2 separate regions of the Homo sapiens genome follow, and region 2 is linked to region 1. Evidence: chromatin loops called from intact Hi-C (ENCODE). Cell type or tissue: PC-3. All regions are shown on one strand. Each heading gives the region's core, and the rest is flanking DNA. Links, peaks and the distances in the headings are about the cores only. Region 1 overlaps ADAM10 (ADAM metallopeptidase domain 10). Region 2 holds the start of LOC124903600 (small nucleolar RNA U13).

The links. A loop is a pair of places that touch in the nucleus more often than their neighbours do. Peaks named below come from ENCODE experiments on the same cell type or tissue, not always from the same donor. Only the 100,000 strongest peaks of a DNase experiment are listed, where the experiment ranks them.
Region 2: a loop joins it to region 1, with 5 times the contacts of the local background. A loop is called at or near these places in 3 of 110 quality-filtered maps.

The regions. Positions count from the first base shown.
Region 1 is chr15:58,726,859-58,738,939 of GRCh38, reverse strand. The region is part of intron 1 of ADAM10 (ADAM metallopeptidase domain 10); the gene reads left to right. Among named protein-coding and RNA genes, the nearest start is that of ADAM10, 17 kb to the left of the region's middle. In PC-3, for the core only: no CTCF peak of the experiment used is centred there; no DNase peak of the experiment used is centred there; H3K27ac peaks cover 433 bases.
Region 2 is chr15:58,592,215-58,604,295 of GRCh38, reverse strand. It overlaps ADAM10 (ADAM metallopeptidase domain 10), which reads left to right. Exons shown (of 16, transcript NM_001110.4): 15 at 4,572-4,698; 16 at 6,655-12,081. The coding sequence ends at 6,749. LOC124903600 (small nucleolar RNA U13) reads left to right here and starts at 4,061; the gene lies at 4,061-4,164. In PC-3, for the core only: no CTCF peak of the experiment used is centred there; no DNase peak of the experiment used is centred there.

The DNA.
Region 1 (12,081 bases), core at 2,608-10,607:
GGCTGTGTGAGTGTGAAAGTGATGTAGGCAGGTTGAAAGTCATACTCTATTACTGTCTGTACTTGTGTCTTATTAGAAATTGTATAAAAGATTCAATATAACCCACAGGTTCAGAAAAAAAGAATAAAAAAAGATTGTATAAAAGAATTTCAAATCAGCATAGAAATCTTACGTACACATTTCAATTTTTTGATTTTTAAATTGTATTTCATAAGTTAGTGGTATAAATTTAATACATTCAATAGATTTTAATCATTCGTGTTTTCAGCCCTTTGTATATAATTTATAAAAGAGCTACTTAGACTTCTGAGCCAGCTTGTGTTATTTTTACTTCTTAGAGACTAGCTGATTTCAAAAAGTGGGTATGTTGAAATAGGCTTTTAATTGTAGACACTCCCTCCTATCTTGAACTTTAACTTGTAACTGTTAGGTGTAGCTGTTTGCTTCTAGAAGATGATTTGACTGATTTCTAGTGAAAAAATAGGTACTGGCTTAAGTTTGAATTCACATTGTAGAAGTAGCTTTTCAAAGAGTGCATTAAAGGCACTTAAATATATTGCTGGAATATAGGGCATGATAGTTCCTGGAAGCCTACCTTTGTCATACAGGAGAACAGTTTTGTTAGTGGTATTTAGTGCCTGAAGATCTGAGTGAATATGTATTATCAAATAAAGGAAGCATTGGTCAACACAGTATGATGCCTATGACATGTAGTTGATGACTCAGTAGGAAGGAAATATATTTTTATGTTGGGGAAAAATGCTGTTGGTACCTCATTTTGAAATTATGCAAGTGAAAAGTCTGTTGAAAACAAGTTGATTACAAGTAATTTTTTTTGAGGAATGCAAATATGCCATGCTTAGCTTACTCTTATATCCTCTCATTTATTGTAATTGAGTTTTTCTGTAAATAGGAAGATCTGTAATATCAAAACATTATTGCAGATTTTCCTCTCCCATTCTTAAGATTGTATAGCCAACTTTTTGGGTATAGATAGGAAAAAACTTGCTTGTTATATGATATTTCTGTCTCACACCAAGGTGATGATGGTGACCCACTATCAGAGAGTTATTCTTTGTTTTTTCTCCTGATGTTAATGAAATTTTCATTCCGTATTTTTTTGCACAATTCTTTAATTTAGTAGATTGGAACAGAAGATTGTAAGTTTTGGGTTCAAGGATTGGGAAGGAAGCTTTTGCTTAGAAGGGTACTTGGGAAGTAAGATGCTACCTACCCATGGAATATGGAAAAAAATCACAATGGCTGGCATTTGTTGGGGTACTTAATGCCAGGCACTGTTGTTAGATCATTTTGTGTATCATATATTAACTTGGTCTTCACAGCATCTCTATGAGATACGTGTTGTTATTTTCATTTTATAAATGAGAGAGGAGGATCAGGGAGGGTTACTTATCCAGAGTCAGGAAAGTCAAATAGTAGTTATCAGTTGAGGGAAGCCAGATCTTGCCTTTACATGTAGGCTAATTTTACCCTTAAAGCGTAATTTAGGTTCTTTGTACTTACAGTATTTGAAGAATTTGCCTTTTAGTCAGTCAGGTTCTTTATAGAAGGTATTTTATTTTTTGGATGTGAAAAAATGTTTACATTTGAGGGGAGAAAAGCAGCTTACAGAAAGAACACGCATAAAACCATTTCAGTTTTGTCATAGATAAATATATATGTAATCATTTTTAGAGAACAGATACCAATTTTCTGGGTAGTAAGATTCATAATGCACTTCTGTGATTAGGAAAAATAATTTTTTAAAAGGCGGATTGGTAAATACCAGTATCCTGGCGACTTTGAGAAAAATTAAGGGAAATAAAAATACTGTTCTCAAATTGTAAAAAGGGAGAGCTCTCCTAAGCTCTCCTGTGACAAGGAGGCCAAGTTATGTTTTTTCTATTTCTTAGAACCTGCTGGTCATTTTTCTGCCACTCTTGCATGTGATTTTTTGGTATTACTTAGTCTTCCCCCTTAAAAAAAAACTAGAGATGGGGTGTTACTGTGTTGCCCAGGCTGGTCTTGAACTCCCGAGCTAAAGTGATCCTCCTAAACAATCACTTTCGACTTCCCAAAGTGCTAGGATTACATAAAATTTGATAAAGGATCTGTTTTCTCTATCTCGTAGATCCAATCTAGTTATTCTTCTGGCAGTTTTACATAGAGGCTTTTTTCGATATACTGTGTTTCTTTTTTTAATTCTTGAAAATTTTTATACTTTCTAAAAGATTGCAGGTATGCTAGTAGTTAATATTTGTATGCCTTTCACCTGAATTTATGAATGGTTACCTTTACCACATTTACTCTCTTTTTAATAATATATTATTTTTTTCCCTCTGTTTCATTTGAAAATAAGTTGTACTCTAAATACTTCAGTATGCTTGCATTTCATAAAAGTAAGGACATTCTGCTACATAACTAAGGAGATTTTTTTCTTAAGTGTGGAGATGTTCAAATTTCCCATGGGGCTTATAAGTATTAGGTGCCATGTGACTGTAGTATATGCTTTGTAGTATATGCTTTTCAGATTTCCCATGGGGCTTATAAGTATTAAGTACCATGTGACTGTAATATATGCTAGCTTTTTGGCAACTAAAACTGAGAACAAGAAAGTTAAATGCTGTTGGTGCGCTTTTCTGTGTAGGTGAAATAAAGTAACAGAAGAGAAAGGAGAAGACGTTGACTTTGCAGAGTAACTATCTTGTAGGGTGGAGCTGTTTTTATGTAGGAATAATAGCACAATAACATAGCCTTGAGGTTACTGCATCATTATGGCCTCTTCTGGTGAAGATGTTAATAAGGATAAGCCTGGCTTAACAAGAACATGTTAGAGTAGGAGGAAAATTAATCATCCATCAAATAGAAAGATATTTAGCAAGATATAATTACCTAGAAACTGTCCTTAGTGGAAGCTGTCATTTTCCATTGATGTCAGATTAGTAACATTTTATTGTCCTCTAGGTTAAATGTATTTTATTTTCATCATTGTCAGGTAGCATGTATTTCTCCACTGTTAAAGTCTTTATGTGAAAATGCCTTTTGTAAGTATGTATAAAACCATTTCAGTTTTTTCATAGATAAATATATATGTAATCATTTTAGAGAACAGATACCAACTTGCTGGGTAGTAAGATTCATAACGCACTTCTGTGATTAGGAAAAATAAATTTTTAAAAGGCAGATTAGTAAATACCAGTTGACCCTCTGTGTCTGTGAATTTTGTATTCATGGATTAAACCAACCACGAATGAAAAAATTCAAAAAATGAAATTGAGTCTGTACTTAACATGTACAGACTTTTTTCTTGTTATTATTCCCTACACAACACAGTACAACAACTATTTATATAGGATTTACATTGTATTGTGTATTATAAGTAGTCTAGAGATTATTTAAAATATACATGGGTATGTGCATAGGTTGTATGCAAATACCGCGTCATTTTGTCAGGGATTTGAGCATCAATGGATTTGGATATCTGTGGGAAGTCCTTGAACCAACCCCCCAGGGATACCAAGGGACAATTTTATTTTATTCTTTATCAGGAGGGATAAAATTAGGAATTAAGATTGGCATTCTTTGAGTCCTTACTTGTTGTTCGTTTTGTCCTGCGTAGGTAATATATCTAATAGTGATGAAAGAACCTGGACTGGGAGAGTCTAGCAAGTAGTAAGGATCAGGATAGAGTAGGTGATAAGGAATCGGAGTAAACGATTAGGCAGCTTGGAACTAGGGAATCAGGAAGATCTATAACAAGGAGAGATTCCCAGATACAAAGGTGAGTGGGTCAGAGGCCAAGCTGTGTTCAGATAGAGATGGGTGAATAGTTAACATGTTTCAGTGAGATTTGATGATACCACATGCTCTATCTATACTTTCTGAGCTCTTGACTGATTGCTAAAGTTTAGAAATAAATCTCAGTTGATAGGTCCAGTCTCTGCATGTGGGAACAGGCAATTTTGTGATGTCTGACTGAGGTAGTAAGCAGTACAAGGGTTGAAGATTAGTCAGGGCTCCTGTGGAGTAAACCATGCCCATTTCAATCACTAGCTGTGGAAATCAAGGGTATATGTATATGTATATTTTTCTGTCTATAAGAAGTATATTCTTCTTTAGTATTGCATTGCTTGTTTTCCCCATCTTAGAGGTAGACGTCAGTTTAGTTTTTGAAAGGTTTTTGCCATGTGCTGTATTTTGATAATTTTTTTTCTTTTCAGTTTTTTTTTTTTTTAATTTTGAGACAGGGTCTCACTTTGTCACCCAGGCTGCATTGCAGTGGCACGATCTTGGCTCACTGCGGCCTCTACTTCCCAGGTTCAAGCGATCCTCCCACCTCAACCCCCCAAGTAGCTGGGATGACAGGTGCATGCCACCGTGCCCGGCTGATTTTTGTATTTGTTGTAGAGATGGCGTTTTGCCATCTTGCCCAGGCTGTCTTTTCAGTTTTTTGTCATATCAGAAATATGGTGACTTACCTTGTTTATGATGAAGGTAATTCGACTCATCGTAGATTAACATGAAATCATTGAAATCAAAGTTGAGTTCTTGGCACTGCCTCCTGTTTGCTATGTGACACTGGGTTTGTTACATATCACTCAAACCTCAGTTTTCTTTAAAATGGGCTAATAGTTCTCACTTGATTGGGTGGTTTAAATGAAAAAAATGTAGAGCAGTACAGAGCCTGGCAGATAGCAAGTGCTTGATACATTTTAATTATCATGACATCCAATTTATAAGCATTATTGTTTAATTTAGTTAAACAAGAAATTGATGTAATCAGGATATTGTTCTGTACATGGTAAGATTTCAGGGTACATTTAAGAAATTAGGATACTTTTAAAAATAAAATAGGATATATAGTTTGGGATTTTTAATTTTTCCCCTTTAAATATGTGAAATGTGAAACTTAAAAAATCATTTAAAAATGTTTGTTAGCCAGATTTTAATGTGAATTTGAATATATTGGATTTCTAAAACAAGAATGAGAAGCAACAGCCTTAGTGTAATATTATTTTTATATATATATATATAATGTAATGAAAAACTAAAGATATTCTATTAAAGTCAGGGACAAAGTGAACATGCCTACACTTGTTATTCAGCATGGTTTGGTACTCCTAGTTAGTGTAGTAAGTTAAAAAACAGATAAAATTATAAATAGATGAATAAAAGATTTAAATATGCAAAGCAGAACCAATAAAAGGCCAAGAAAGAAAATAAAGAATATTTTTGGAATTTTGCCTGCAAAATTTAGGGGCTCATGAATCCCCTATAGAGGTTATGCAGTTTCTCCCTCAGTATCTATGGGGATTGGTTCCATGAATGCTCAAGTCCCTTATATAAAAAGGTATACTATTTGCATATAACCTGTGCACATCCTTCCCTGTACTTTATTTTTGTTTTAAAGGGTTAAACAATAAGGCCTTTATCTGCACAAATCAGGGTAGAATGAGGCAGGCAGTTCCAGGATTGGCTGATTCGGAAACTGGCTAGACAAATCCATCTCAGCTACCATTGTCCACAAAAAAGGGGGACCTCTGGAAATCCACAGCAGACCCCAACCCAGGTCTTTTGGGCAGGAGCTGGGTCATTTCCACACTGAAACCACTCTGAGGGAGGGGATGAAGAACCACCAGGTTTTGTTCACTCACCTAGTTGTAGGTAATCTCTACATTGTGGATAGATGGAGCAGTTCAACTTCTGGCTGACAGCTCACATTCAGAGGTCACTGTCAGCTCTTCTCTTTTATGATCATGCTATTTTGAACAATGAGACAACATCTGCCATGCACTCTTAAGGCCTCTGTCCAGTGTGAACTCTAATGCCTAATGAGGTTAGGCCTTGACTGTATGCTTTTTTACATCCGCTACACTTCTACATTTATAAGGCCTTTCTCTGTGTGAACTTTCATGTGCCAAGCAAGGTGGAAGTTTCTGCATTCCCATATTTCCTGCATACATAAGGCCTTGTTCCATCACGAATTCTCTTATATGCTGTAAGATAGGAATTGTGGCTGAAGAATTTTCCACATTTACAACACTTAGAAGTCTCTTTTCCAGTGTGAACTTTCTGGTGCTCAACAAATGTGTCTTTATAGATAAAAAGACTTGTCACATGATCTGCACTCATAAGGCCTTTCTCCACTATGAATTCTCTGCTGCTGAACAAGATAGGATCTTCTAATAAAGGATTTATCACATTAAGCTCACTCTTTTTTTTTTTTTTTTTGAGATGGAGTCTTGCTCTGTTGCCCATGCTGGAGTGCAACAGCAAGATCTCGGCTCACTGCAACCTCCGCCTTCCTGGGTTCAAGTGATTTTCCTGCCTCAGCCACCCAAGTAGCTGGGACTACAGGTGTGTACCACCATGCCTGGCTAATTTTTGTATTTTTAGTAGAGACGGGGTTTCACCATGTTGGTCAGGCTGGTCTCGAACCCCTGACCTCAGGTGATCTGCCCTCCTCAACCTCCCAAAGTGCTGGAATTACAGGCATGAGCCACCATGCCTGGCTTTAAGCTCATTCTTTGTATGACCTCTTTAAAGTATGAGGGTTGGAGGTGGAGCCAAATAATTTCCCGCAATCACTGCATTTATAAGGTATTTCTTTGCTGTGAATTCTTCTTTGTACTGTAAAGTAGGAGTTGTGACTAAAGGTTTTCTCCACATTCACCACACTCCTAAGGCTTTACTCCGTCATGGATTTTCTGTTGCTGAACAAGTTTATCTTTGCAGTTGAAGGCTTTCCCACATCACTGCACTTGCAGCCCCTTTGTCCAGTGTGAAAGGCCTCCCTACTCTCAGTACTTTGGTGTGGCTTCTTCCCCATTGGGAGGGGCCTGGTGCTTGAAAACTTCAAAGCTATTCAAGAAGTATTTTCCACCCTTCCTGCTAGTGAAAACCTTCTTTGACATGTAGGATCTGCAGATCTTCACAAACACCAGGCTCTTTTCCTTCTAGAAGATTTCTGTCTGCTGCCTCTGAATCTGGTCTAGGTTACAGTGAACCAGAAGTCTCCACCCCATGACTCACATGTGTGTGGTTGCTATTCAGAGAATGTTCCCCTTGTCCAGCTAGATGGAAAAACGTCTTTCAAGACCAGGCCGCACATGTCATGGGGTGGGCTTTCTGACCTGCCTTAGGAATTCTCACCTGTGACACTCTTAAAGAAACACCCTGCTTGGAAGGTGCATGTTCATCCTCCACTCCATACCAGTTACCTTGGGTGGGGTCACCTCAGGGTGCTTGTTGCCTTCTGAGCCTCACTGCAAAATGCCCTCTCATACTTGAATTTTAATTTTTTTATTTTTTTGAGACAGGGTCTCACTCTCTCACTCAGGCTGGAGTGCAGTGGTGTGAATACGGCTAACCCCAGCCTCGACTTCGTGGGCTCAGGTGATTCTCCCACCTCAGCCTCTTGAGCAGCTGGGACAACAAGTGTGTGCCACCACACCTGGCTAGTTTTTTGTATTTTTTTTGTTGTTGTTGAGACGGGGCTTTGCTATGTTGCCCAGGCTGGTCTCTAATTCCTGGGTTTAAGCGATCTGCCCGCCTCGGCCCCCCAAAGTGTTAGGATTACAGGTGTGAGCCACTGCACCTGGCCCCTCCCATATACTTTAAACCATCTCCAGATTTCTTATAATACTTAATATAATGCCAGCACTTCATTTGTGTGGATTCAGCATAGTACTCAGTGTACAGCAAATTCAGGTTTTGTCTTTTGGAACTTTGTGGATTTTTTTTCCCCTTCAGTATTTTGAATCCACAGTTGGTTGAATTCCACTAATGCAGAACCCATGAATACAGAGGACTGACTCTATCAGTGAGGGTTTTCCAGAGAGACAGAACCAATAGGATATACATATGTACAGATAGATACATGAGAGAGGATTTATTAGGGGAATTGGCTTACACGATTATACAGACTGAAAAGTCCCATGATAGGCAGTCTGCAAGCTGGAGACCCTAGGATGCTGGTAGTATGGCTCATTTTAGTCTTAATGTCTGGGAACCAGGGAAGCTGATATTTTAACTCTGTCTGAGGCTGAAGGCCGCAGAGGCTGGAGTCCTGATGTCCCGAGGGGAAAGAGAGGGAGAATTTTCTTTTCCTCCACCTTTTTGTTTTTTTCCTGGCCTTTAGCCAATTGGATGGTGCCTGCCCACAGTGCAGGTGGATCTTCCCCAGTCAGCCCACCACTCCACCCGCCAGTCTTCACTGGAAGCACCCTCAGAGACACATCCAGAAATAATGCTTTACCAGCTCTCTAGGTCTTCCTTAATCTAGTCAAGTTGACACCTAAAATTAACTAACACAGAGGTTTGTGGATTTCAGGTTAGTATTCCTCTTGTAGAGGAAAAAAAGGTGAATTATAACCAAAGGCAGATGAAACTAAGTGTTTAAGTGACTTACCAAAGATTTGATACCTGTTCTGTAACATTTTGTAGGATGAAACTAAGTGTTTAAGTGACTTACCAAAGATTTAATACCTGTTCTGTAACATTTTGTAATACTTCGCTTATTCAACTCTGCTGTTGTGTGAAAGCAGAGATAGAAAATATGTAAATGAATGAGCATAGCAGTGTTGTAAAAACAGGTGGCCAGCTGGAACTGGCCTTTGGGTAACAGTTTGCCAACCCTTCTTCTACGTTATTTGGAAACTTTTTCTACTCAGTATATTGCCTGAGACATCAGTTGAGGTATTTTTTGCTTAAATGGTAGCACCCATGGTGTACCTATCCCTATTAATGTATTGTTAAATGCTTACATTAAAGCAAGTGTGTAGAAATAAGGATATACAGGTTGAGTATCCTTATTTGAAATACTTGGAACCAAAAGTGTTTTGGATCTTTAAATTTTCCGATTTTGGGAATATTTGCATTATGCTTACGATTTCCTAATGTGAAAATCTAAAGTGCTTCAATGAGTTTTTTTTTTTGTTTGTTTGTTTGTTTTGTTTTTGTTTTTGTTTTTGTTTTTTTTTACAGAGCCTCGTTCTGTTGCTTACGCTGGAGTACAGTGGCACGGTCTTGGCTCGCCGCAGCCTCCGCCTCCTGGGTTCAAGCGGTTCTTCTGCCTCAGCCTTCCAAGTAGCTGGGATTACAGGGGTGTGCCACCACTCCTGGCTAATTTTGTATTTTTACTAGAGACGGTGTTTCGCCATGTTGGCCAGGCTGTCTCAAACTCCTGACCTCAAGTGATCCGCCTGCCTTGGCCTCCCAAAGTGCTGGGATTACAAGCGTGAGCCCCTGCGCCTGGCTGAGCTTTTCTTTTCAGCATCATGTTGGAGCTCAAAAAATTTTAGATTTTGGAACATTTTGGATTTCAGATTTTTGGATACTCAACCTGTATAGCTGCTGGTAGAAGTCACGGAATTTCTGAATGAAGAAAGGTTACAGTGCTTCTCAAACTTGAATGTGCATACAGATCACTCTGGGGTAGTCTGGGGTAGAGCCTGAGTCATTTGTGGGGTCAGTAGATCTGCTGGGAGCCTAGGATTCTGCATTGCTAACACTTTCCCCGGAGATACCTATGCTGTTAGTCGCTGAAAAACAGTTTGAATTAACAAGATTCTGTGTTCAGAAAATTGTAAAATGCTAGATACGGAACAAGATTTAATTGGATAAAGACTTAAACATCCATAAACACAATTTCCAGTCTCAGTGATAGTAGTTGAAAGAACTTGTTAGTTGAACACATAGTGAGTAGTAGGCCTCCATATTTTCTTTTCTTTCTTTTTTTTAAAAAATAGAGACAGGGTCTCGCTATGTTGCCCAGGCTGGTTTCAAACTCCTGGGCTCAAGCAGTTCTTCTGCCTTAGCCTCCCAAAGTGCTGGGATTACATGTGTGAGCCACTGCACATGGCTCATATTTTCTTTTATTTTAGATTCAGTGTTGAATTGGACCTTCTGGTCTTCTAAGAAGTTCTTGAAAATGGCTTAGTTGCTGTTTTCTCAATGGATATTTTGCCTTGATGTTGGTTTCCCCCAATGTTCTTTTAAGACCTGTGGTCACTGGTTGTCATTTAATCTTTTATTTCCCCATCTCTTACTACTTATGTCCTATTAGCAAACTACAGTTATGTAGGAATATTGAATCATTACAGGCTGCTTAGTATTGGAAGTAGGTAGAATGTTAATTCATTTATTTTACTGAGAAGATAACTTGGAATATTTTGAATTCTCTTTTTGATTTGTCTTTGTTTTTGATCCTGGATTTTAAAAAATTTTGTAACTTAGGGAAATTTTATAACTTTTGTAACTTTATAAATTTTATATCTTAGGGAAAAAGTAGGAAGGCCAGAAACCCATATACCTACCACTTTGCTGCAACATTTTTCTTTTTTCTTTTCTTTTTTTTTAAAAAATAGAGATGGAATCTCGCTATGTTGCCCAGGCTGGTCTCGAATGCCTCACCTTAAGCTGTCTTCTTTGGCCTCCCAAAATGCTGGGCTTATAGGTGTGAGCCACCACACCTGGCCTCAATATTTTTATTTAAAAAAAAATCTAGTCAGCTTTATTGAGGTATAGTTTACATACAATAAAATTCAACAATTTTTTAAGTGTACGAATTCATAAATTTTGAGAAGTATATTTACTTGTATAACTACCTCCATAATCATAGAACATTTATATCAATCCAAAAAGCTCCCTGGGCTATTTGCAGTCAACTCAAAATACTTTCTAATTTCCATTTGATTTCTTCTTTGACCCATGAACTACTTAGAAATGTAAATTCCTAATATTTGGGGATTTTCTGCATATCTGTTATTGGCTTAATTCTCCTGTAGTCAGAAAACATACTCTTAGATTTTAGTCTTTTAAAATTTGTGGAAACGTGCTTTGTGGCCTAGGATTAAGGTCTATCTTTGTGACTGTTCCATGTGCCCTTAAAAAGAAATATATTCTATCTATCTAGTCAAGTTCTTTGTGTTTAAGTTTTTAATAATCTTACTGATTTTTTTGTCTGCTTGTTCAGAAAGGAGTGGTATGATTTCCAACTCTAGTTACAGAGTCTGCTTTTTTCTGTTCTATCAACTTTTTCTTCACATACTTTGAAGCTTTTTTTATGTACATAAATACTTAGGCTTGTTGTGTTTTCTTCTTGAATTAGGAAATGTCCCTCTTTATCCCTCATAATTTTTTTTGTTTTGTTTTGAAGTTTGTTTTTTCAGCTATTACTGTAGCCACTCCAGCTTTCTTTGGATTAGGGTTTGGATGTTATATATTTTCCCGTCCTTTTTACTTTAACTCATCTTTATTTTTGTGTCTGTTAGCATATATTTACATTTTCCTTTTTTAAAAAATAACAAGGCTGGCGTGTCATCTCATGCCTGTAATCCCAGAACTTCGGGAGGCCAAGCCAGTAGGATTACTTAATACCAGGTGTTTGAGACCAGCCTAGACAACATAGCGAGTCCCCATTTCTACAAAAAATAAGAAAGATTAGCCAGGCTGGGCGCGGTGGCTCACACCTGTAATCCCAGCACTTTGGGAGGCCGAGGTGGTTAGATCACTTGAGGTCAGGGGTCTGAGACCAACCTGGCCAACATGGCAAAACCCTGTCTCTGCTAAAAATACAAAAATTAGCTGGGTGTGGTGGTGCATGCCTGTAATCCCAGCTACTGGGGAGGCTTAGGCAGGAGAATCACTTGAACCTGGGAGGCAGAGGTTGCAGTGAGCCGAGATTGCGCCGTTGCGCTACGGCCTGGGCAACGAGCGAAACGCTGTTTTTGGGAAAAAAAAAAAAAAAAAAAAAAAAAAAAAGATTAGTCAGGCATGGCATGGTGGTGCACCAGTTTCCAGTTACTCAGAAGGCTAAGGTGACTGGGTTGCTTGAAGCTAGGAGGTTGAGGGTACAATGAGCTATGATCACGTCACCACACTCCAGCCTGGGCAATGAGTGAGACCCTGTCTCTTAAAAATCAAAAAGCGAAATGACAGCTTTTGCCTTTTAATTGTTATGTTAGATCATTTACTTTCCCTTCTGCTTGCTCTTCCCCTTCCCCTTCGTCTTCTCCTTTTCCCTCTCCCCTCCCCTCCCCTCCCCTCCTCTCCCCTCCCCTTCGGAGATGGAGATCTCTC
Region 2 (12,081 bases), core at 2,644-10,643, 130 kb after region 1:
ACCGTCTCCCAGGTTCAAGCGGTTCTCCTGTCTCAGCCTCCTGAGTAGCTGGGATTACAGGCACCTGCCATCATGCTTGGCCAATTTTTGTATTTTAGCACAGATGGGGTTTCACCATGTTGGCCAGGCTGGTCTTGAACACCTGACCTCAGGTGATCCACCCGCCCCGGCTTCCCACAGTGCTAGGATTACAGACATGAGCCACCGTGCCCGGCCAAGCTAAGTTCTTAAGAATTAGTAGAAGTAGAGAGTACAGAAATATTTTATGGGGACAGAGCATGTGAAAAAGTCACAGAAGTATGAATTTTGCAAAACATTTTTTTCTACTTTTTTTCTTTTGAAAAGTTTGATTATTCTTTTTTTAGTTGACAAAGTAATACATTCTAAAGTAGGCCTTTTTTTTTTTTTTTTTTTTTTTTAACCCTGGACCCCCAATCTTTCTAGGATGGATTTCTTGTGTATTCTTCGAAACTGTCTATACCACTGTAAGGATATTTACTTTTTAAAAAGGTGGAATCATATACACTTTGCTGTACTTTATCGTGTGCTCAAGTTTTTGCTTTTGCTTTTTTTCCTCTCTCCTACATAGTGGTCTATCTTGGAAATCTTTGGTGGGAAGCATTCGAAGAAGGGTTTGACATGAAGGAGTAACATGGTCAGTTCCATATTTTAGGTAGCCATAACACTGATGGCCATATTTTCATAAAAATGAAAGTAAAGATGAAGGAAGGAAATATATTGAAGATGATAATGACTTTAGGAAGAGAAGTGTGTCTCCTGTACCCAACTTGCCCATCATCGTGAGAAAGCTAGTAGGAAAACTCTTAAGCCTTTGTACTCATGGATTGGCTCACATTAGAGGTGTTACCACTTCCCCAGCAGGTGTTTGGAAATGTACGGTTGTTGTCAGAGTAACTGAAGGGGCTCTACTGGCATTTGATGGTTGGGGGCCAGGGATGCTAAACTTTCTGCATTACTCAAAATGGTCGTGTACTGCTTTGACAGACTGAGGGTGGCCTTCTACCCTGTCTTGCGATAAGTAGCAGGTCTGTTATTTGAGGATGAATAAAAACAAAAAACAATAGGAGTCTATGGAATACCTATATAATAAAGGAATGGGAACATCATCCTAAAGACTAACAAGGAGAGCAGAGCTCTGAACACAATTTTTATAGAAAACAAAATAAAACTTAAAAAAAAATCTGGCAGTCTCAAGAAGTGGCTTTTAGAAAGTAGATTGTAAAGTTTTAAATTCCAAGCCAGATTCAGCCCTGTCAGCATGTTTTGTGTATTCTACACATTGTTTTAAGAAATTTCTCACAAGTTTGCCAGCATTTAAAAATAGATTTTAAATAAAAATTCGGATATATTGCTTCTCTTGAAAAATCAGATCTTTAAGCAGTAAGGTTGAATTGCATTCCACCTTACCTTCCATGTAAGCTTTTGAGTTTGCCGTCCCTGCAATAACAAGCAATGTGAGGGACAACCATGATACAGTTTTTACAGATTGAACAATAAACATGAAAATAAAGAGAAGAAAGGTGTCTGTGGGACTCTTCTGTATAGAGATCTAATCTGAGAATTAAATAAGACTGAGAAATGACACTCAAGTGTAAATCATTCTAAGTTTGATTTTAAAATTGAATATATATATGAATATGTGTGTGTGTGCATATATATGTACGTATGTATATATCTCTTTCCCTTTTTTATTCCCTCTCCTTTTTTGAAGCAGTTAATTCCTAAAGCCATTAGGTGAGCCCAAGCAAGGTAGGCATCCACGCCAAAGTTGGGGAGCTATAGTGGCACAGAGCAGAGTGTTGGAAGCTGACCAGGTTCAGAAGGTGTGGGATGGGGAACACTACCAGTATGGGGTTTCAGAGCCCAAGCAGGGTGAGAATTGCACCCCTGTGGAGGAGTGACTGGCATGGGATGTCAAGAGTGCAAGTAGGATGAGGAAGGTGTCTACATAGGAAGGGTAGGACTAAAAGAAACCAGGGCTCTTTGGCAGGTTCCAAGGCTGGGGTAGGGAAAGAACAGGATAAATCTGGAACTTCTTGTTGGGCCAGAAAGTAAGAAAGTGCTCAAAGAATGATGAGGACATGTCCAAAAAACACAATAATGTCAGTAATTGATTATATATTTATAAAAAATAGGAAACCATGAGGGAATAAATAAATGAATACATTGAAAGTTTGATGAAGAACAGGATATTTACATACTTCCAAATTAGGTCCCTACAAAATTTTCATTGTCTACAAAAGAGAAACAAGAATCATGGTAAAATTTGGCAGATAACACCTTAATCCAGTGATCAAGTTAACATCAGCAGTAATGAAATAAAAATCACGTGTTACTTGATAGGATGCAGCGAGAACACAGCATCTGTGATATTCTTACCAAAGATGTGTGACCTGAATTTGATCACAAAGAAACACCAGAGGAACCCAAATTGAAGGACATTCCCATGCAAAATAACTGCCCTGTAATCTTCAAAAGTATCAAGGTCATAAAAGCCAAGGAAACACTGGAATTTTTCCAAATCAAAGGAGAGAAAAGAAACATGGTGGCTAAATATAGCACACGATTCTGAACTGGATAGTATTGGGACAAATGGCAAAACCTGAATGGGGTCTGAGGATTAAATGTTAGTAATGTATCAGCCCTGATTTCCTGATTTTGATGATTGTCTTGTTATCTAGGAAACCACCCTTATATTGTAGAAATTATATGCTAAAATGTTCAAGAGTAACAGCATGGTGCTAGCAACTTACTCTGAGGTGCTTCCAGATTTTTAAAAGTTTTTCTTTTTTGTTTTTGTTTGTTTGTTTATTTGAGGTGGAGTCTCACTCTGTTGCCCAGGCTGGAGTGCAGTGGCACAATCTCGGCTCACTGTAACCTCTGCCTCCCTGGTTCAAGCGATTCTCCCCCCTCAGCCTCCTTAATAGTGGAATTACAGGCACCCACCATCATTCCTGGCTAATTTTTGTATTTTTAGTAGAGACGGGGTTTCACCATGTGGGCCTGGCTAGTCTCGAACTCCTGACCTCAGGTGATCCACCCGCCCCGGCCTCCCAAAGTGCTGGGAGCCACCTGGGAGCCACCGTGCCCGGCCTCAGGTTTTTAAAAGGTACTTGGAACTTTTGAATTGTACTTGCAACTTTTCTTTAAGTTTGAGACTCTTTCAAAATAAAACAAATGTTTAGAAAGTAGGAAAGGCTTTGTGTACACAAAGAAAAAGTGGCTTGGGATATTTTGCTACAACATGCCTTTTAATTTTAGCATTACTCTCATTAATGCTAAAATTAGCATTAGTATTACTTTAATTATATAAACACTGCTGGAAAAACTAAACAGTGTAGAAGTAGTACCCAGTTTGTTGTAAGTCCCTAAGTCATAGACAGTCTTCTTAAATGGGAGTTTTGCTGGAAACTATTAGTAGTAATTATATATGTTACAGTAACCTGTGTTAAATAAATGTAAAGGTTCAGTTTTGAAGCTGTAAATATTTTGTATGATGTTTATTAGTACATGTGGTCTTAAAACAAAGTTTGAATATTTGGAATTGCAAAATATAATTTAAGACTAGACACAGTAATTTTCCTATAAATTTATCAATAATTTTTGAAGGTTTTTCTGTTTGGCTAATTGATTTGTTTAATATAGGTCAGGTTAAAATAGAAGTTTTGGTTTCTTCTAAGACGGGATGAACTTTGCCTGCTGCTAAAATATGTATCTTCTTCCACTTTTCATATTTAAAAAGATAGCCTATAAACTAATGAATACAATAAAGATATTATATATAATGTAATGAAAACTAATGTATATAAAAAGTAATTTCATAACTAGTCCGAGTCTCAAATTCCAAATGAAATAAAAGAGGAAAAGGGTGTCTCAAAGAGATAGAATTTCAGTCTTAACTTTGATAATTAGAAAGCAATGTAGGTTAAAGAGTAATTTTTAAATCTATTCACTAGTAGAATTTAAAGCAAGTTACATGCTTTCTAAGCCATGGAAAGTATAAACGCAATCAAAACATAGTCTATAAGAGTAAGAGGAGATCCTTTTGTAGTTCATAAGTGTGATGATTGGGTTTGCACACTCATATGTGAGATGTGCCTTCCTCAAACCTTGTTAGGGCATTGGCACATTATCCATTTGAGGGAGAAAAAAGAGTAAGGGGAAAAAACAAAGGCAATATTTAAACCAGAAAATATTTAATAACATGGGAAAATGCAATATAACTATATGCAAGATGACCCCAGTTTTGTATTTGTGTTCATGTGTATGACAAATGTTGTTATATGTAAAGAGACTAAAAAAAATCAGATTGAGCGGTTTCCTCTATGAGATGAAATTATGGGTGATTTCCATTTTCTCCTTTAAACTTTTTTTTATATTTAAATAATATATATGTGCAAATATCTAACATATGTATACAACTCCTAAACAAATGTTCTTTAAAAATTACAATATACTGTGTTCTATTCTATGTTTTATATACTGTAAAAGATACTCTAAAATATTTTGTAGTTTTTTTTTTTTCAGTGGAAAAATCTGTTTATTTCTAGGCTCATTGGTGGGCAGTATTACTTATGGGAATTGCTCTGATCATGCTAATGGCTGGATTTATTAAGATATGCAGTGTTCATACTCCAAGTAGTAATCCAAAGTTGCCTCCTCCTAAACCACTTCCAGGTAAGAATATTTGAGCAAGATACATATTTATGTAACTCAGAATTGTTTAGCAGGTAGAATTGAATTATAAATGAGTCTGTAGTAACTAATGTTACAGTACTTTCTCCGTAAGAATGGGATTATTGGATGAATGATTTAGTTGATATTTGTGTGCTTTTTGTCAATCCAATCTGGCCAGTGACTGCTAAGTTAATGCTAATTTATCTGAGTGTCTGAAAATATTTAGAACTAGAAATTTTAAATTTTGCTTGGTATTTGTTTTCTTGTTTTTTTTTTTTTAAATATATTCTAACATATTCCCTTGCCATGATTATGGTGAACTACTTTAAAATTGTTGATCTTTCTATTCTAATAGTTGTGCTTCTCATATTGTTGTCCTTCATTCCTCCTTCCTTCCCTTCCATCTTCCCTCCCTCCCGCCCTCCCTTCCTTCTTTTTCTTTTTTCTTTCTCTCACTGTGTTGCCCAGGCTGGACTTACTCCTGAGCTCAAGCAATCCTCCCCACTTTAGCCTCCTAAGTAGCTGGGACTATAGGCGCGTGCACTGCACCCAGCTCTCTTATCGTTTTTAGTGTTTGTGCTCTTGAAATATTTTCTGGCACATAAGCTTATTTTCCCCCAGGGTGATGCTTGTGGGGACATACAGATCCCAGTCTGTGGGAAAGTCTTAGAGTAGAGGATTCATTCATCAAATAAGCACAGTCAAGTATTCTCCATTCCTGAAAACAACTCTTTAGTTCTGGTCTCCACCTTTTACCTCTCAGGGAGACATAGCATGAGGAAGAACCCTCTTTAGATGAGCTGTGGGCATTGGAAGGAGAAAAGGACAGGAAATAAACCCTTCGTATTGTTTAGTTCCCTCTGTTTATCCCTCCCCTTCTCCAAGGTATTCGTAGCTATTCTCTACAGGTGTGAGGACAGACATTGTCTCAGGGCAGCAGCAGGGGAGAGCCAGAACTAAATGACAGCAGTTCCCTCTCCTGCCGCTCTCAGACTTCTCATAAGATGTCTTGCCTCAGGCAAATCCACTACCTTATACAAAGTAGTTCAAAACTAGGTTTCTTACACTTTTTCTCTGTTTTCCCTCAGTTGTTCACCTGCATTTACCTGTCTGGGGCAAGATGGCCCAGTAGTCATGCTAGGACAGTATCTTAGTGAGAGTTAGAGGAAATTTGATTTTTATATCATTGCTTTTCTTAAGTTCACAATGTTAGTTAGCACTCTGGAACTTATGTTAGTATTTAAGGAAGTTCTAAGGGCCACATGACACTTTTTAGATGCTGTTACCAATTGTGGTCTTATTCAGTGAAACATTTTATGTGTATGTTGGTTTCATTTTAAGTGAATAGCACCTTTAAAAACTTAGAAAACTAGCTGTCATTTATTGAACCCTCACAAAAAGTGTTAAACATTTTTATATGAATTATATAATCTTTACAACAGGCTATATACGTTAATTATCATCCTTGTTTTACAGTGTAGGCATCTGAGTCTCAGGTTAAGGCATTTGCTCAAAGACACTTAGTAATTCCCTCATATGGATTCTGTCCAGAATCTGTGATATTAATCTGGATTAATCTAATACTTGTGGCTGCTGAGCACTGAATTGTTGCTAGTTTCCATTGAAATGTGCTGTTTTAATTAACATACATACCAGACTTTGAAGATTTAGTATAAAAAAAGAAATATTTTGTTAGTAATTTTTGTATTGATTATATATTGAAATGATAACACTTTGGCTATATTAATTTAAATAAAATAAAAAATATTATTAAAATTATTTCACCTTTTAAACCTTTTTTATTGTGGCTATCAGAAGATTTTAAATTACATTGATGGCCCATATTATTGGACAGCACTGAACTAAAACCTTTCTTATTGAAACAGCAGCTTTGCTTTTAAAGATTAAAAAGCTCATGATAAATAAATCTGCTTTGCTTTTATTTGTGGCTCACAGGCACTTTAAAGAGGAGGAGACCTCCACAGCCCATTCAGCAACCCCAGCGTCAGCGGCCCCGAGAGAGTTATCAAATGGGACACATGAGACGCTAACTGCAGCTTTTGCCTTGGTTCTTCCTAGTGCCTACAATGGGAAAACTTCACTCCAAAGAGAAACCTATTAAGTCATCATCTCCAAACTAAACCCTCACAAGTAACAGTTGAAGAAAAAATGGCAAGAGATCATATCCTCAGACCAGGTGGAATTACTTAAATTTTAAAGCCTGAAAATTCCAATTTGGGGGTGGGAGGTGGAAAAGGAACCCAATTTTCTTATGAACAGATATTTTTAACTTAATGGCACAAAGTCTTAGAATATTATTATGTGCCCCGTGTTCCCTGTTCTTCGTTGCTGCATTTTCTTCACTTGCAGGCAAACTTGGCTCTCAATAAACTTTTACCACAAATTGAAATAAATATATTTTTTTCAACTGCCAATCAAGGCTAGGAGGCTCGACCACCTCAACATTGGAGACATCACTTGCCAATGTACATACCTTGTTATATGCAGACATGTATTTCTTACGTACACTGTACTTCTGTGTGCAATTGTAAACAGAAATTGCAATATGGATGTTTCTTTGTATTATAAAATTTTTCCGCTCTTAATTAAAAATTACTGTTTAATTGACATACTCAGGATAACAGAGAATGGTGGTATTCAGTGGTCCAGGATTCTGTAATGCTTTACACAGGCAGTTTTGAAATGAAAATCAATTTACCTTTCTGTTACGATGGAGTTGGTTTTGATACTCATTTTTTCTTTATCACATGGCTGCTACGGGCACAAGTGACTATACTGAAGAACACAGTTAAGTGTTGTGCAAACTGGACATAGCAGCACATACTACTTCAGAGTTCATGATGTAGATGTCTGGTTTCTGCTTACGTCTTTTAAACTTTCTAATTCAATTCCATTTTTCAATTAATAGGTGAAATTTTATTCATGCTTTGATAGAAATTATGTCAATGAAATGATTCTTTTTATTTGTAGCCTACTTATTTGTGTTTTTCATATATCTGAAATATGCTAATTATGTTTTCTGTCTGATATGGAAAAGAAAAGCTGTGTCTTTATCAAAATATTTAAACGGTTTTTTCAGCATATCATCACTGATCATTGGTAACCACTAAAGATGAGTAATTTGCTTAAGTAGTAGTTAAAATTGTAGATAGGCCTTCTGACATTTTTTTTCCTAAAATTTTTAACAGCATTGAAGGTGAAACAGCACAATGTCCCATTCCAAATTTATTTTTGAAACAGATGTAAATAATTGGCATTTTAAAGAGAAAGCAAAAACATTTAATGTATTAACAGGCTTATTGCTATGCAGGAAATAGAAGGGGCATTACAAAAATTGAAGCTTGTGACATATTTATTGCTTCTGTTTTCCAACTACATCACTTCAACTAGAAGTAAAGCTATGATTTTCCTGACTTCACATAGGAGGCAAATTTAGAGAAAGTTGTAAAGATTTCTATGTTTTGGGTTTTTTTTTTTCCTTTTTTTTTTTAAGAGTATAAGGTTTACACAATCATTCTCATAATGTGACGCAAGCCAGCAAGGCCAAAAATGCTAGAGAAAATAACGGGATCTCTTCCTTGTAAACTTGTACAGTATGTGGTGACTTTTTCAAAATACAGCTTTTTGTACATGATTTAGAGACAAATTTTGTACATGAAACCCCAGATAGACTATAAATAATTCTAAACAAACAAGTAGGTAGATATGTATGTAATTGCTTTTAAATCATTTAAATGCCTTTGTTTTTGGACTGTGCAAAGGTTGGAAGTGGGTTTGCATTTCTAAAATGGTGACTTTTATTCTGCAAGAGTTCTTAGTAACTTCTTGAGTGTGGTAGACTTTGGAACATGTAAATTTTTTGCTTGTAATGTTATCCTGTGGTAGGATTTTGGCAGGTACACACACTGCCCTATTTTATTTTGAGTCTAAGTTAAATGTTTTCTGAAAAGAGATACATGCACTGAACTCTTTCCACTGCGAATCAAGATGTGGTAATATAAAAGGATCAAGACAAATGAGATCTAATACTACTGTCAGTTTTAATGTCCACTGTGTTTTATACAGTATCTTTTTTTGTTCACTTTGGAAATTTTTACTAAAAATTGCAAAAAATAAAGTATTGTGCAAAGATGTAAGGTTTTTTGAAACTTGAAATGCATTAATAAATAGACGATTAAATCAACTTGAAGGTTCTATACTCTTTGAACTCTGAGAACTATCACAAGAAGCTTCCCACAAGGCAGTGTTTTCTTACAGTTGTCTCTTCCTACAAAAGTATAGATTATCTTTATTCTTAATACTTTGGAATCCATGTAGAAAATTTCCAGTTAGATACTCTGCGTACACACAATAAACCTTTTTAAAACACCCAACTAATCTCAACTGCATTACATTGTTTCTAATCAATATTCAGTGCTTGTCTTGGTGGAAGAGGTGAGTCATTTTGAAAACTTATGGTCTTGTTTTTATGTGTTTTTCAAAGTTTTGAATGCTAAGTACCTCATTTATTTTAAAAAGCCTAGTTTAATGATAAGTTTGTTTAAAATTTTGAGCCATCATTTTTCTCTTCATAGCAAATAAGGAGAGAATTGACATTTCAGTGTTACCTAGAAAAGGAATTGTAAGCCCAGAATAATTCCCTGCATGAGGTAATCTGCTTCAAATTCTTTTTTTAGTCAAGGTTAGCTATAAGTAATACTTGTTAAATGAGTAAATATGTAATACTTTGTGAATTACTTTGTTAATTTAGGAGCATCAAATGTATATTATGTTTAGTTATTTATGAAACTCTCAATATTGATTGATTTGGGTAATTATAAATTAGTTATTTTTACTTGTAATTGAATGCTTAAATTCTGTTTACAGTCCGTCCTCTCTCCCTCCATCCCTCCCTCCCCAGTTTTATAAATTCAGGTACCAATTCACAAACAAAATCAGAAATAAAATAAATTTATTGACTGCTTCTGGATTTAGCATTCCCTGTAGTGTCAAGCAATGTCATGCAGTTTGGGGAAGCATTTATTTAAGGAAATGACAACTTTCTCTGATCAGTCTTGTTTTGTGAGGTGTCTTCAACACTTTATGCTTTGGGTACTTCGTGTTTGTCACAGTCTTAGGATAGTGAAATCTGATTTGTCCAAGCGGAGCAAACTACTCGACCCTCAGTCCTTGTATTTGTCCCTGTAGTAAGACCTAATTATTATTATTTCTTAAAGATGGGATTGGTGTCCTTGGCAACTATGAAATTTCGGGGCTTGTGCATGAGAAGGCATTTCTTATTAAGTATTTCTAATTGAAGGTATCAGAGTGTCAAGCATTACAAACCTGGACAGTTCACCTGGAGGAGTACAAGAAGAGATATTCATTATCCATATTTAAAGGGTCAAGGTTTCCCAAAACCAGGGTGCAAGCCAGATGTAGTTTTAAAGCAGCTGCCAGGGACAGTTCATCTTTAGAGAAGTCACTAAAGTTGTAAGAAATTTTAGTTTCCCCAAAACCACTTTCAACTTCTTAGAAACTAGAAAGACAATTGGTTTGCCCCACAGAGGACAACTTCAGTTTCAGCATCTCTCATGTTGTGTTCTTGATTAAAAACAACTTCCATTTGATATACTTTTCCGTTTATTACCAGTTTAGTTTTTTCACTATTGTTTCTGTATTCAACTCTTTATATGATTAGGATAGAAATTTAGCCCTTCTGTTTTATATTACTATATTGTTTGTGTGTCTTAGATATATACATGTATGTACTATTTTCAGTAGAAATTCATGTATTTTATAATTGGTAAGTTCTTCAGAGCATCTCTTCTATAAAAAGCAACAGGATGCTAGGTAAAACGGAGCATTGAGCAAAATACTGATTAGTTTTTGCTTTTTCCTGAAATCTACACTAAAGTGATAGGGTGTGGGGTAATCCAACAAGGACAAGGTGAATTGAACAAGAACGAAATCTGGAAGCAGATGAAGGAGTACTATTGATTGGGCAGACCCAGGGAAGTCAAATCCTAAACCAGCAGTGGGAACACAACAGAATGGTGTAGTTTGCACTGGTAAGATTTGGGTACCTGGCAGGGCTGGGTGCGGTGGCTCACACCTGTAATCCCAGCACTTTGGGAGGCCAAGGCGGGTGGATCACTTGAGGTCAGGAGTTCGAGACCACCCTGGCCAACATGGTGAAACCCCGTCTCTACTAAAAATACAGCTGGGCGTGGTGGCACATGCTTGTAATCCCAGCTACTCGGGAGGCAGAGGCAGGAGATTTGCTTGAACCCGGGAGGCAGAGGCAGGAGATTTGCTTGAACCCAGGAGGCAGAGGCTGCAGTGAGCCGCGATTGCGCCATTGCACTCCAGCCTGGGTGACAGAGCGAGACTCTGTCTCAAAAAAAAAAAAAAAAAAAAAAAAAAAAAAAAAAAAAAAAAAAAAAAATTTGAGTACCTGGCCTTTGTTACTTTTTTTCTATGTGTGTGACAAAAACATAATATGCACACTTTTGTAACCCACCTTTCTCATTTAATGGTACATTGATAATGTATATCACATTAACTACTCTAAATATTTCTGTGGATGTATGTTTTTTTTTTTCTTAACCAATTTCCCATTGTTTGGACATGTAGGTTCCACATTGTTTATTATTTTAAACAATTCTAAAGAATTTTAAACAATTCTTAGGAAAATCCTCAGCCTAATAATGAAATTAATTCCTAAAAGTGGAATTGTTGGGGTAAAGGTTTTTTGAGGGACATTGATAAAAATTATGGTACTGTCTCCCAGATAGATGTACCAAGTTATACTACCACGATTTAATATATATATATATATATATTAAATCAGAGTCCCATCCTTAGAAATCCACATATATGCAGCCACATGAATGTATTAGAAACAATAATAGAAGACTCATGCTTAATTCAGTTGATTAGCTTTAGACATAATTCAAATGCAAGTCAAATTGAGTGCCCTAATTGTGGTCTCTTAAGTACCATTTTTCTTCAAGGGAACCAGACTCCTTTGGATAAATCACTAATTCCACCTGTAAGAAAGAAATGTACAAGAAGAACCTAGGAAACATTGTTTTGTACCAGATCAGAAAGATTCAGGAGGCACCTTAGAAGTTACCACTGGCCAAGGCTGAGATAACTTTAGCATCAGCAAGGATAATATCTGCAAGAGATTGAAACTCATAGTATTGTATTTAACTCTGTGAGTTAATGATGGTAGTGGACAGAATTATAGTTACCTTTGGGATACGCTTTTAAAGAAATTCCAGGTAATAAGAGAAATGATAGAATTAGGATATCACCATTTTACCCCCCCAACAATTTATGGATCTAGACAATAATCGCCAGTGACTGCTAACCTCA